Regions from separate parts of the Homo sapiens genome. Here regions 1 and 3 are each linked to region 2. The links are chromatin contacts, found by Hi-C or POLR2A ChIA-PET in ENCODE. All regions are on one chromosome and are shown on one strand. Each heading gives the region's core, a stretch centred on a gene start or an enhancer-like site at or near the end of the contact. The rest is flanking DNA. Distances are from core to core; before and after follow the strand shown. Region 1 has its middle 3.1 kb from the start of CCR2. Region 2 overlaps LOC105377067 (a long non-coding RNA gene). Region 3 holds the start of CCR5 (C-C motif chemokine receptor 5).

Region 1 (4,723 bases), core at 62-2,561, 160 kb after region 2:
GTCCCCACCTTACCTGATCTTAGTTATTTGTGTCTTCTCTGTATTCTTTTTGTCTTCTTCTTCTGTCTTAGCATAGCTAAAGGTTTGTCAACTTTGTTGATCTTTTAAAGAGTCAACTTTTGCTTTCAGCATGCATTACTTTTTAAATAGAAATATATACACCTAAGTTGCATTACAAAGGAGTTGTCCTCCACACACTTATTCTTTCCCACCATCAGAGGTTTATGGTCCCCGCAAAAGTCACCATCAGTTGGGCTCAACTCCAATCAGTCATGGTAGGTCAGGGTCCATCTCATTGTCTCCATCACTCATGCCCACCCAGGGTAAGTCTAATCATGTTCACCAATCAGAACCTCTGCCACATCAGCTCTGTGGGTTTCCTCTCATGCCATCTGTACCAACAATGAGCACAGTCTGGGTTTCCTGATGTTTTCTATAGCATGGTGCCCCTCCCTGGGACACCTCAGAAGCCACAATGATATTCATTAAACTTCTTCCTGCAAGTACTCCCTCTATTGCTCCTTCTACTCACCAAGCTTAGTGTCAGGGAATATGCTGGTGGGGAGTATGAATCTTAGCTTCTCACTCCCAGACTCGGCTCCCAACCTGCTGTTGCCAAGTCTTGGGGACATCTATAAATGCCTTCTAAATACCTGTCTTGGCCTATCCCCAGCCACAGATTCCTCCCTAGAGCAGGCTACCTCTGAGGCATCTATACTGAGATCTTAATCACAGAGACATTTAAAACATCTAGGCTACAAAAGAATTCCTACTATAGGGTTCAAATGAATTTCTTTCCGTCACTTGAGACAGCTTTTTAGCAAGTACATGTATTAAAGATTCTGATTTCCCCTTTTTTCTCCTACAGTTTGTTTGGCCTAAAGGTATGACATCTAATCTGCTGCATTTACACTCTAAGTCAAAATTACCATTTTGTTCTTTTAATTTCTATTTCTAATCATACATTCTTGTCTACTCCTGGTTCATCTGGAGACAAAGTTGAACTTAGAAGATGGAGGAGAAATTCTTATCTGCCCTCTGCTAGTTGACACTTCCTTTCCAAGAATCATTTGCAGTTGCTGGGCTTTCTTGCTGTGACTCTATGCCCTGTTGTGTTACTTTTTCATTTGTGACAAAAACAGTGGTAATAGTTTGCTTCATTTTTATTATGAAGACTTGACCAGGATAGGTAGGAACATAATTACTGCTTTTTCTGTGGGCATCATATTGGTCCAGATCATGTTTAACCAGAATTGAAGATGTAAAATCCTAGAACTCACTAATCTATTTTAGTAGGTCACAGGAAGCATGCAAACCATAAAAACCGCAATGAACCAAAAGCATCTGTGTTGACAAGAGGCAAGAATTTCTCTATTTTCTAAAGGCACTAACTGAACAAATCTATTGCCCATTACTTAGGAAATTGCTAAGGGCATCGTTAAAGTACTTCAGGCTGTTGAAAAACCTTTTCTGTCTTCTTGCCCCACCACCAATTCTCTCTAGCTATGCTTTCTCTCACATGTTCTTGCCATCCATGGAGTGGCAGAGAGGTTCTGAGTACAACTCTAACTTTCAGTTTCAATGGCCTAATCCCCAACTCAACTGCTGACCTTGAGTGTAAAAATAAACAAGATCTTAAACATCTTAGGGCCAGCATTCTGGGTCTTCTTTTGTTATTTGGGGAGCATAAACTATTCTCATATCATTGGCTTGCAGAAAAATTGAGCTTCTCCTCTTCCTTGCCCCATGTCACCTTGAGGTGACCACAGCCCTGCCTTCTATGTAATCCTGCTTGGTCAGCAGGCACATCAGAGCTCAGTGGCTTGTGACATACTTTCCTTCAAGCCTGCTCGAAGGGCCATACTCATCATTGAGACTGGGAACCTTAGAAACCATGAACCCAGTGCCAATGGGTAGATACAGAATTCTCAAACTCATGAAAAAACATCCTTTTTAACTCTCTCCGTGTGCATAAAGAATTCTAAGATGTACTGATCAAGATTCCCAATTTTCTAACTATCTATTAATATATGGACGAGGTAAGAAGAAAGTTGCAAGAAAAAAATTTGTTTGACTTGACGGTTGTGTGGTTATTTGCCACACTCCCCCAGATCCACTCTGAGTCCCAGGATGCTGATTTTAGGGGCTACATTGCCTAGACTGTCCATTATTCCCTCTTCCCATCTGGTTCAGTCACTGGGAAGCACTGGTAGGAGGTCAGAGTGGGAGAAGGAGGTTAGGATACTTTCTGCCCCTGCTGTCCTACTGCTTTGCTGAACTTCTAGCAGTGGCTGAGCCATCAACCTGCAGCTCTCAATTCCAGCTGTCTGTAGCACTCAAGTGGTATTGTTTATTCTTTTGATCCTTCTAGCTGTTAAGGAAGAAAAAAATAATTTTTTCCTCAATGCTCATAAGTTCTTGGAATGGACCCCTGTAACAAAAGACAGATTAACACGAGAAAAGTTTATTAACGTACATATTTTATACGTACATAGGAGCTATCCAGGGAATGAATAATTCTTAAAAAGGTGACTTTGAATTCCAGCTCATATAGCATCTTCAACAAAGTTCAGTAACATTTTAGAGATATGACAAGACAAAGAAAATGAACTTTGAGCCTCTAGGGACAGTGACTTGTAGGAAGGCAAAAGGAATAAATGGAGGTAAAGGCTGGTTAGTAATACTTGTTAATGAAGATTCCTCTGGTGCCATCTCCAGGTCCACAAGGATTTAAATTTGTCTTCAGTGGTGAACCTTTGTTCACCCTGGCAGAAGGTGTGGAGGGGGGTGCAGATCCGTTTTGTCTTTGTAAGTCTATATCCTGCTTTTAGACAAATAAAGGGAGGGAAAAGAGCTTTCCTTCATCTGCTTCTTAATTGCCTTCAGCTCAACAATCCTTATGCAAAAGAGGTACATTTTAGGGTGTCAAATTCTGGTCTCCCACAAAGCATAGGGATGACAGACCACCTCACCATCCCTGTTGCTTCTTTTAAGCCTGCTCACCCCTCCAAAAATATTTTCATTCTATACTGTCTCTTCAAAATCTCAGCGGAGGGTGCCCTCTGTTATCCTGCCCTCTGTGTCAGTATAAGCCAAAGGTTTGAATCCTGGCTCTGCAACTATCTACCTCTGTGCCTCTCCTTGTTTATGAAATTACAGGGCTGGAGACAAAGATCACAATGTGAAGACAAAATTGGAGAGCGGTCCTAATCAGCCAGAGCAAAATTTCTGGCTCTTGCTCTTCCCCATCCTGGGTTGAATCATAGGAACAGGTGGCAAGATGCCAGGGTCAGGAGATTCCAGAAGTGGCAGCAAGCTCAGTGTTACCAGGTCAGGGATGACCTGTCTTATTATTGAAATCTCAGAGATATGCTCCAATTCCGGCCCAGAGACACATTGAGAGACAACTGGGGAACTTGCTATGTTCCTGAACAGGCAATGAGCTGTCTTCCAAGAAAAAACCTGAGACCCTTCAAGTCTCAGGTCTTACTTAGCACATATACCAGGTCTTACACAGGACACATGGTTACAACTGACTGAAATCTGGGCTGGGTGTAGGAGCTCACACCTGTAATCCCAGCCCTTCAGGAGGCTGAGGCAGGCAGATTGCCTGAGCCCAGGAGTTCGAGACCAGCCCGGGCAACATGACAAAACCCCATCTCTACAAAAAATAGTCAGGCATGGTGGCATGCACCTGTAGTCTCAGCTACTTGGGAGGCTGAGATGAGAGGATTGCTTGAGGTTGAGACTGCAGTGAAGCATGATCATGCCACCGCACTCCAGCCTAGGCAACAGAGCAAGATCTTGTCGCAAAAGAAAGCAAAAACACAACATAACACAACAACAACAACAACAACAACAACAGCAAAAAAGCCAACTTCTTGAAATCTGGAAAGGACACCTGGACTGCCCTGAGCATTTGATTGTTGTTGGCTCTAGCAGTGGATGCATCCTTCAACCTCTGGCACTCTGCAGGGCTCAGACTGTTCTGTTCTGTTTGTTACCTGTGGAGTGCCTGCCAGACCCTGCTCTAGCTGCTTTAGGTCCATTTACCCTCATAGACCCCCAGTCTTGTTATTCATATTTCATATTTGGGAAATGGAAACTTAGAAACTTGCCAAGTCCACAGCATGAGATCCTGCCTCCGGTGTCTGCTGGATTCCAGAAAGTGCCAGGGGCCAACTTAGATGACACCATGTTCTCTGCACAATCTTAGGAATGCTCCTAGTCTGATGTCCCCATTGCAAAATTTACATTATCTTTTAACAAAACGTCTTTCCAAGGAGGGGCATTTAAAATAACTGAGGTTCTTCTTGCTAAGGACGTTCCTGACACAAGAGATAATTTAGCATTTCCTTTTCATTAAAAAGTTTGAAATCCTGTAATTTGTGATAATGTGGATGAACCTAGAGGATGTTAAGTGAAATAAGCCACACACAGATAGACAAATACCACGTGATCTCACTCTTATGTGGAATTTTTTTTTAAATAAGTTGCTTAGCCGGGCATGATGGCACACACCTGTAATCCTAGCTACTCAGGAGGCTGAGGTGGGAGGATGGCTTGAACTCAGAAGGTGGAGGTAGCAGTGAGCTGAGACTGTGCCAGTGCACTCCGGTCTGGGTGACAGAATGAAACCCAATTTAAAAAAAAAAAAAAAGTTGCTATCTTAGAAAAAGACAGTAGAGCAGTGGTTACCAGAGACTGGGGAGGAAAGAGAGGA
Region 2 (4,607 bases), core at 775-3,274:
GGACATATGTTTTCATTTCTCTTGGATATATCCCTAGAAATGGAATTGCTAGGTCAGATGAACCCTCTATATTTAACATTTTGAGAAAATGCTAAATTGTTTTCCAAAGCAGCTATACCATTTTTTATCCCTACCAGCAATGCATGAGGGTTTAATTTCTCCACACCCTTCCTAACACTTGCTGTTGTGTGTCTCATTTATTACAGCCCTTTTGGTATGTGTGAAATGGCATCTCATTGTGGCTTTAATTTGCAATTGCATTTCCCTAATGACTAATGATGTTGAGCATCTTTTCATACTTTATTAGCCTTTCATGTATCTTCTTTGGTGAAATGTCTGTTAATATTTTTTGCTTATTATTTTTAATTTTTATTTTGTAATTGTAAATTGACAAACTATTGTTGTACACAAAGTTTTGTTATAATGTATAAATACAATGTGGAATAATCAAATCAAGCTAATTAACATATCCATCACCTCAAGTACTTACATTTTGTGTTAAAAAATTTGAAATTTACTCTCTTAGCAATTTTGAAATGTACAACATATTATTATTTACTATATTCACCAAGCTATGCAATATACCTCAAAGAAATCAAAAATTATTCCTCCATGTAATTGAGGCTTTATGGCTATTTTTTTTCTTTTAACTTTTGTTTTAGGTTCTGGGGTTCATGTGCAGGTTTGTTATGTAGGTAAACTCGTGTCATCACAGGGGTTTGGTGTACAGATTGTTTCCTCACCCAGGTACTAAGCATAGTACCCGATAAGTATTTTTTTCTGAACTTTTCCCTCCTCCCACCCTCCACCTTCAAGTAGGCCCCAGTGTCTGTTGTTCCCCTCTTTGTGTCCATGTGTTTTTATTATTTAGCTTCCACTTATAAGTGAGAGCATGCATCTATCTTTGATTGTTTTTTTACAATTGAGTTATACAAGCACTCTCTAAATTCTGGTACCAGCTTTTTATCATAAATGTGTTTTGCAAATATTTCTCCCAGTGTTTTTCCTGTCCTTCCATTTTCTTAATGGTATCTTTTGAAGTGCAAGGTTTTCAATTTTGATGAGGTCTATTTTATCAATTTTTTCATTTATAAATCACATTTTTAAAAGAAATCTGTCTGGCCCAAAGTCCTAAAGATTTACTTCTATGTTTACTTCTAAAAGTTTAATTGTTTCAACTCTTACATTTAAGTCTATGATTTGTTTTCAGTTAATTTTTGTGCATGGTGTGAGGTGAGGGTCCAAGGTCATTTTTTTTGCATACACATAGTTATATTATGAAATGTTTTTCTAGAAGTTAATATGATAATAGCTTAATATTTTATTTTATGAACATACTATAAACAGTGAGGTCCTGGTAAATATTTGACAATCATCTCTTTTAAAAAAGCCCTGATTTGTAGTATTTGCCAATTTCCCTGTGTAAATATTCCAACAGTGTTTAATTTAAAGCTACTACATGACATAACATATGGAGTTGGGAAGAAGTCACACCATTGATTCTTATGAATTGCTACAAGCTGGCTCTAGCATATCACTAAATCAATTTAACCAATCTCCTGGGTTTTTGTTTTATTTTTGTTTGCTTCTTGTTTTTCTCTCTTTTACCCTCAATATATACAAAAGATGCAAAAAAGAAACAAAAAGCAGAAACAGTCTATTTTATTCATCGCTATAAATGAATGCTGTATCTCTAGGGAGTTTCTAGTTCTCTCTCCTTAGGAACACAGCTGTGGGCAACATCCTTGAAGCCTTTCTGTGGTCACATTTAGTAGTGTCTATCACATTTACTTTCAGACAACCCCCTCGCCAGCCTTGCTTCCTTTTAATGATAAAGAAAATCAAGTTTTGACAAATAGAGTATAAAGCAGCTTGAACTTCTGCAATTTTGCAAAAACACATATACAAAATTTAAATTATAGAGGTGACTTCCCCCCCTTTTTTTTCTCCCTCTCAAGAACCAAGTATAGAATTAAGCAAATGCTGAGGAGGAAAATAGTTGTCTTGACAGGCAGTGGAAGTCAAGTGTGAATGGCCACAATGTGTCAGCTTCCTGAAAGTGTCTTGTACATAAGAGTACTGCAAAGAAATCACTGGAGTGTGACACTGTTTCAGATAAATATATCTGATCTTCCTTTCGAGGAAATCTTGTAAGAAGTGCAAATAAAACTAGGGGGCCACTTTGGATCAGATGCTTTTTTTTTTTTTTTGAGGGAGGGTCTCACTCTGTCACCCACACTGGAGTGCAGTGGTGTGATCATGGCGCACTGCAGCCTCGACCTCCAGGGCTCAAACAATCCTCCCATCTCAGCCTCCTGAATAGCTGGGACTACAGGTGTGCACCACCATGAGTGACTCATTTTTGTATTTTTTGTAGAGACAGGGTTTTGCCATGTTGCCCAAGTTGGTCTCAAACTCTTGGGCTCTCAAAATGCTGAGATGATAGGCATGAGCCCCCATGCCTGGCCAATAGATATTTTTAATAAGTAGTTATTAGATGCCTATCTGTAGCTCTGTGGAGCCCACATAGCTTTATCCACATTGTTACAAATGGGAAGCAGCAGAGGCCTGGGATCTGGGAGAGCAGTGAGCCATGGGGGATTTGGAGGAGAAAGGGCACTAAGTTGTATGGGGATAAGAGGGTTTTGAGCAACTGTCACTATTTGGCAAGACCTTTATTCAATATAATTACCATTATTTAAAGTACCCCTTTCTATTACTATGAAAAGTGAGGCTCAGAGAGATGTGAAAGTGCTTACACAGGGACTTCTGGCTTACAAATACCTGCTTTTTAAACTCTGTGCTCAGAGTGTGCATTGGGAGTCACCTCATGAAGTGGAGACTCAAGCTCAGTGACTCATCACAGCCTCCTGCTCTGGCCCCATGTCCCAGTCAGCCCACTCACTGCCCCATGCTCCCCCTCTCACTCCTGCTCCCCTGCACATGACGGGAGTCATACTAACCTTTGTGCAGGTCCCAGAGAGAGTCATGCTTCTGGCCTTCATTCACTCCACACCCTTACCCCGGAATGTTCATCCCACTGTGTTCTTCTAAGAAGCAACTGCTCATCTTTTTCTTTTCTCTGTCTCCTTCTCACTCTCTTTCCCCAACTTTCCCCCCATTAGACTTCTTCTCCTTCTTGCCCTTTCTCCTTCCTTTCTTTCTTTTCACAAAGAATAGTTTTTCTTATGATGTGGCCATTTTAAAAGTTGGATAGGCCAGCCTGGTGGCTCATGCCTGTAATCCCAGCACTTTGGGAGGCCAAGGCAGGAGTATCCCTTGAGGCCAGGAGTTCAAGACCAGCCTGGGCAACAAAGCAAGATCCTGTCTCTACAAAGGATAAAAATAAAGTATTAGCTGGGTGTAGTGACATGGGTCTGTGGTCCCAGCTACTGAGGAGGTTGAGGCGGGTGGATCTCTTGGGTCCAGGAGTTCAAGACCGCAGTGAACTGTGGTCACCACTGCACTCCAGCCTGGATGACAGAGTGAGATCCTGCTCTAAAAAAATATATGTATTTTTTTTTTCAGTTAGATAGCACTGAAAGCATACAGAAGAAAATTAACATCACTCATTTGCGATGACTTTATACAATGTCAGTTTAAACGGGAACTACATTTCCCAGAACTCACTGTCAGTAGGGTTCCAGGTTAGCACAGGCCCGGGGATCTATATAACTAACTTGAGATTCACGAGAGAATGGAGCAACAGCTGTAATGTAACGCTGTGAATGTGCCAGCAGGTTCCGGGGCCCTGTGGTGGCTTGTGCACACTGCAGTCTATCTGCAGGCTCACTTTGGCGTAGGACGGCACCTGGACCCACTGGATTCCGGCTCCCATGCTCCCCTCTGGAAGTACAAGTCCTGGGCCAGGCGCATGTGAACCTCCATGGTGAATGCAGCAGCTTCCTCTGCAGATTCCTAGCGAGGTAGTGGCTGGATGCCGCGAGAGACAGATGAACCTCCTGTTTGTCCTCAAGGCGGGTAGTTTCCGTGTAGGATCTCGCTTGTCCTTACAGGTGCCATCTGATCCTTGCTCACATCCTCAGCTGGCGTTCCTTCCTGACTGCTGGAGTGGCTGACCTGAAGAGACTTCCCACTCAACACTGCAGGCAGAGGGGACAGCCCGGAGAGACTTGCCCGCCAGCTCTCACTTTGCATATAATCTCACTCCTAAATAAATCCCTCAGCTCAGGGGTCCCCAAACTTTCTCTGCGTGTGGTGCCCTTAATTTCTCAGTACTCTCTTCTTAGTGCACCTGGGCCAAAAGAAATACCAAACAGTTCCATTAATTAAGTGGTTAGATCCAAATGACGTAGGTATGTTTGTAATAGCTGTTTGAAAAGAAAATATACATACATTGAAAGAAAAAATAATATTTGATTTTCCTCTTAAATAAGCAGTGCCGATGGGATATGTGCCTGTTGGACAAGGCCCAACTTCTCCAACCTTGGAATCAAGTTGGACACTGTTGCCCTCATTTTCTGTCCCACACCATTTTACCTCAAAGCAATCATTGAAAACCCAGCTTTGGAAAGATATGACAACTGTGAAAGGAATATACTGCAATCTGATGTTCGAACTGTGAACTTCCTCAATCGAGTAGTTCC
Region 3 (4,435 bases), core at 1,314-3,813, 180 kb after region 2:
TGCTAGCTTGTTGTCATTATTGTATCCAGAACAACATTTCATTTAAATGCTGAAGAATTTCCCATGGGTCCCCACTTTCTTGTGAATCCTTGGGCTGAACCCCCCTGTCCTGAGTGGTTACTAGAACACACCTCTGGACCAGAAACACAAAAGTGGAGTAACGCACACTGCAAAGCTGTGCTTCCTTGTTTCAGCCTGTGAATCCTCACCTTGTTTCCCATCTAGCCTATATTTTTCAAACTAACTTGGCCATAGAATCATGTAGTATTTAGGGTGGAAGCTGCCCCAGGTCTAGCACGTCATTTAACAGATGAGGAAATGGAAGCTTGGGCAGTGGAAGTATCTTGCCGAGGTCACACAGCAAGTCAGCAGCACAGCGTGTGTGACTCCGAGCCTGCTCCGCTAGCCCACATTGCCCTCTGGGGGTGAGTATGTCTTCACATCCTCCAATACCCTAATGACAGACAAACAGAACATGGCAAAGCCTCAGCTCTGCATGGTGAAAGTAAGAACCAGCAATTGCCACAAACAGAAATACAGTGTTGGTCCGGCAGCCTCCGGGGGTTCTGCACAAGTGGATTACCAGTGAATACAAGGCTATCTATCTTTCGAAAAACCAAAGTTGTATTTATGCTATCTATTTTCTATAAAATTTTATATTAATTTATTTGTTACCTATTTTTGAACTCTTTCAAAAGCACACTTTATATTTCCCTGCTTAAACAGTCCCCCGAGGGTGGGTGCCCAAAAGGCTCTACACTTGTTATCATTCCCTCTCCACCACAGGCATATTGAGTAAGTTTGTATTTGGGTTTTTTTAAAACCTCCACTCTACAGTTAAGAAAACTAAGGCACAGAGCTTCAATAATTTGGTCAGAGCCAAGTAGCAGTAATGAAGCTGGAGGTTAAACCCAGCAGCATGACTGCAGTTCTTAATCAATGCCTTTTGAATTGCACATATGGGATGAACTAGAACATTTTCTCGATGATTCGCTGTCCTTGTTATGATTATGTTACTGAGCTCTGTTGTAGCACAGACATATGTCCCTATATGGGGCGGGGGTGGGGGTGTCTTGATCGCTGGGCTATTTCTATACTGTTCTGGCTTTTCCCAAGCAGTCATTTCTTTCTATTCTCCAAGCACCAGCAATTAGCTTTACCTTTTCAGCTTCTAGTTTGCTGAAACTAATCTGCTATAGACAGAGACTCCGGTGAACCAATTTTATTAGGATTTGATCAAATAAACTCTCTCTGACAAAGGACTGCTGAAAGAGTAACTAAGAGTTTGATGTTTACTGAGTGCATAGTATGTGCTAGATGCTGGCCGTGGATGCCTCATAGAATCCTCCCAACAACTCATGAAATGACTACTGTCATTCAGCCCAATACCCAGACGAGAAAGCTGAGGGTAAGACAGGTTTCAAGCTTGGCAGTCTGACTACAGAGGCCACTGGCTTAGCCCCTGGGTTAGTCTGCCTCTGTAGGATTGGGGGCACGTAATTTTGCTGTTTGGGGTCTCATTTGCCTTCTTAGAGATCACAAGCCAAAGCTTTTTATTCTAGAGCCAAGGTCACGGAAGCCCAGAGGGCATCTTGTGGCTCGGGAGTAGCTCTCTGCTGTCTTCTCAGCTCTGCTGACAATACTTGAGATTTTCAGATGTCACCAACCGCCAAGAGAGCTTGATATGACTGTATATAGTATAGTCATAAAGAACCTGAACTTGACCATATACTTATGTCATGTGGAAAATTTCTCATAGCTTCAGATAGATTATATCTGGAGTGAAGAATCCTGCCACCTATGTATCTGGCATAGTGTGAGTCCTCATAAATGCTTACTGGTTTGAAGGGCAACAAAATAGTGAACAGAGTGAAAATCCCCACTAAGATCCTGGGTCCAGAAAAAGATGGGAAACCTGTTTAGCTCACCCGTGAGCCCATAGTTAAAACTCTTTAGACAACAGGTTGTTTCCGTTTACAGAGAACAATAATATTGGGTGGTGAGCATCTGTGTGGGGGTTGGGGTGGGATAGGGGATACGGGGAGAGTGGAGAAAAAGGGGACACAGGGTTAATGTGAAGTCCAGGATCCCCCTCTACATTTAAAGTTGGTTTAAGTTGGCTTTAATTAATAGCAACTCTTAAGATAATCAGAATTTTCTTAACCTTTTAGCCTTACTGTTGAAAAGCCCTGTGATCTTGTACAAATCATTTGCTTCTTGGATAGTAATTTCTTTTACTAAAATGTGGGCTTTTGACTAGATGAATGTAAATGTTCTTCTAGCTCTGATATCCTTTATTCTTTATATTTTCTAACAGATTCTGTGTAGTGGGATGAGCAGAGAACAAAAACAAAATAATCCAGTGAGAAAAGCCCGTAAATAAACCTTCAGACCAGAGATCTATTCTCTAGCTTATTTTAAGCTCAACTTAAAAAGAAGAACTGTTCTCTGATTCTTTTCGCCTTCAATACACTTAATGATTTAACTCCACCCTCCTTCAAAAGAAACAGCATTTCCTACTTTTATACTGTCTATATGATTGATTTGCACAGCTCATCTGGCCAGAAGAGCTGAGACATCCGTTCCCCTACAAGAAACTCTCCCCGGTAAGTAACCTCTCAGCTGCTTGGCCTGTTAGTTAGCTTCTGAGATGAGTAAAAGACTTTACAGGAAACCCATAGAAGACATTTGGCAAACACCAAGTGCTCATACAATTATCTTAAAATATAATCTTTAAGATAAGGAAAGGGTCACAGTTTGGAATGAGTTTCAGACGGTTATAACATCAAAGATACAAAACATGATTGTGAGTGAAAGACTTTAAAGGGAGCAATAGTATTTTAATAACTAACAATCCTTACCTCTCAAAAGAAAGATTTGCAGAGAGATGAGTCTTAGCTGAAATCTTGAAATCTTATCTTCTGCTAAGGAGAACTAAACCCTCTCCAGTGAGATGCCTTCTGAATATGTGCCCACAAGAAGTTGTGTCTAAGTCTGGTTCTCTTTTTTCTTTTTCCTCCAGACAAGAGGGAAGCCTAAAAATGGTCAAAATTAATATTAAATTACAAACGCCAAATAAAATTTTCCTCTAATATATCAGTTTCATGGCACAGTTAGTATATAATTCTTTATGGTTCAAAATTAAAAATGAGCTTTTCTAGGGGCTTCTCTCAGCTGCCTAGTCTAAGGTGCAGGGAGTTTGAGACTCACAGGGTTTAATAAGAGAAAATTCTCAGCTAGAGCAGCTGAACTTAAATAGACTAGGCAAGACAGCTGGTTATAAGACTAAACTACCCAGAATGCATGACATTCATCTGTGGTGGCAGACGAAACATTTTTTATTATATTATTTCTTGGGTATGTATGACAACTCTTAATTGTGGCAACTCAGAAACTACAAACACAAACTTCACAGAAAATGTGAGGATTTTACAATTGGCTGTTGTCATCTATGACCTTCCCTGGGACTTGGGCACCCGGCCATTTCACTCTGACTACATCATGTCACCAAACATCTGATGGTCTTGCCTTTTAATTCTCTTTTCGAGGACTGAGAGGGAGGGTAGCATGGTAGTTAAGAGTGCAGGCTTCCCGCATTCAAAATCGGTTGCTTACTAGCTGTGTGGCTTTGAGCAAGTTACTCACCCTCTCTGTGCTTCAAGGTCCTTGTCTGCAAAATGTGAAAAATATTTCCTGCCTCATAAGGTTGCCCTAAGGATTAAATGAATGAATGGGTATGATGCTTAGAACAGTGATTGGCATCCAGTATGTGCCCTCGAGGCCTCTTAATTATTACTGGCTTGCTCATAGTGCATGTTCTTTGTGGGCTAACTCTAGCGTCAATAAAAATGTTAAGACTGAGTTGCAGCCGGGCATGGTGGCTCATGCCTGTAATCCCAGCATTCTAGGAGGCTGAGGCAGGAGGATCGCTTGAGCCCAGGAGTTCGAGACCAGCCTGGGCAACATAGTGTGATCTTGTATCTATAAAAATAAACAAAATTAGCTTGGTGTGGTGGCGCCTGTAGTCCCCAGCCACTTGGAGGGGTGAGGTGAGAGGATTGCTTGAGCCCGGGATGGTCCAGGCTGCAGTGAGCCATGATCGTGCCACTGCACTCCAGCCTGGGCGACAGAGTGAGACCCTGTCTCACAACAACAACAACAACAACAAAAAGGCTGAGCTGCACCATGCTTGACCCAGTTTCTTAAAATTGTTGTCAAAGCTTCATTCACTCCATGGTGCTATAGAGCACAAGATTTTATTTGGTGAGATGGTGCTTTCATGAATTCCCCCAACAGAGCCAAGCTCTCCATCTAGTGGACAGGGAAGCTAGCAGCAAACCTTCCCTTCACTACAAAACTTCATTGCTTGGCCAAAAAGAGAGTTAATTCAATGTAGACATCTATGTAGGCAATTAAAAACCTATTGATGTATAAA

Evidence for each region. Hi-C counts contacts between places; a loop is a spot of excess contacts on that map. ChIA-PET counts read pairs that join two places held with the same protein, here RNA polymerase II (POLR2A). Pooled maps may share reads with other maps.
Region 1: a loop to region 2 is called in a map with no recorded cell type, with 6 times the contacts of the local background. The contact joins two enhancer-like sites. A Hi-C loop is called at or near these places in 2 of 37 single-sample maps with no recorded cell type and 4 of 50 pooled maps. POLR2A ChIA-PET finds 5 or more read pairs at or near these places in 1 of 52 experiments (H1).
Region 3: a loop to region 2 is called in a map of GM12878, with 5 times the contacts of the local background. The contact joins the promoter of CCR5 here to the enhancer-like site in region 2. A Hi-C loop is called at or near these places in 2 of 168 maps with a recorded cell type or tissue (GM12878 and breast epithelium), 5 of 37 single-sample maps with no recorded cell type and 7 of 50 pooled maps. POLR2A ChIA-PET finds 5 or more read pairs at or near these places in 3 of 52 experiments (H1, HEK293 and activated CD4-positive, alpha-beta memory T cell).

Annotation. Positions count from the first base shown.
Region 1 is chr3:46,348,605-46,353,327 of GRCh38, forward strand. No RefSeq gene overlaps it. Among named protein-coding and RNA genes, the nearest start is that of CCR2, 3.1 kb to the right of the region's middle. RefSeq lists an enhancer at 1,624-1,773. Within about 2 kb of position 1,312, at least 6 of the 41 ENCODE cell types and tissues checked have a DNase peak (open chromatin) inside an H3K27ac peak, as active enhancers do.
Region 2 is chr3:46,185,192-46,189,798 of GRCh38, forward strand. It overlaps LOC105377067 (a long non-coding RNA gene), which reads left to right. Exons shown (of 2, transcript XR_940805.3): 2 at 3,741-4,607. Among named protein-coding and RNA genes, the nearest start is that of CCR1, 21 kb to the right of the region's middle. RefSeq lists an enhancer at 2,348-2,487. Within about 2 kb of position 2,025, at least 3 of the 41 ENCODE cell types and tissues checked have a DNase peak (open chromatin) inside an H3K27ac peak, as active enhancers do; they include GM12878, where a contact is called at or near this core.
Region 3 is chr3:46,368,383-46,372,817 of GRCh38, forward strand. It overlaps CCR5 (C-C motif chemokine receptor 5), which reads left to right and starts at 2,564. Exons shown (of 2, transcript NM_001394783.1): 1 at 2,564-2,606. CCR5AS (CCR5 antisense RNA) reads right to left here. Exons shown (of 4, transcript NR_125406.2): 3 at 2,862-3,035.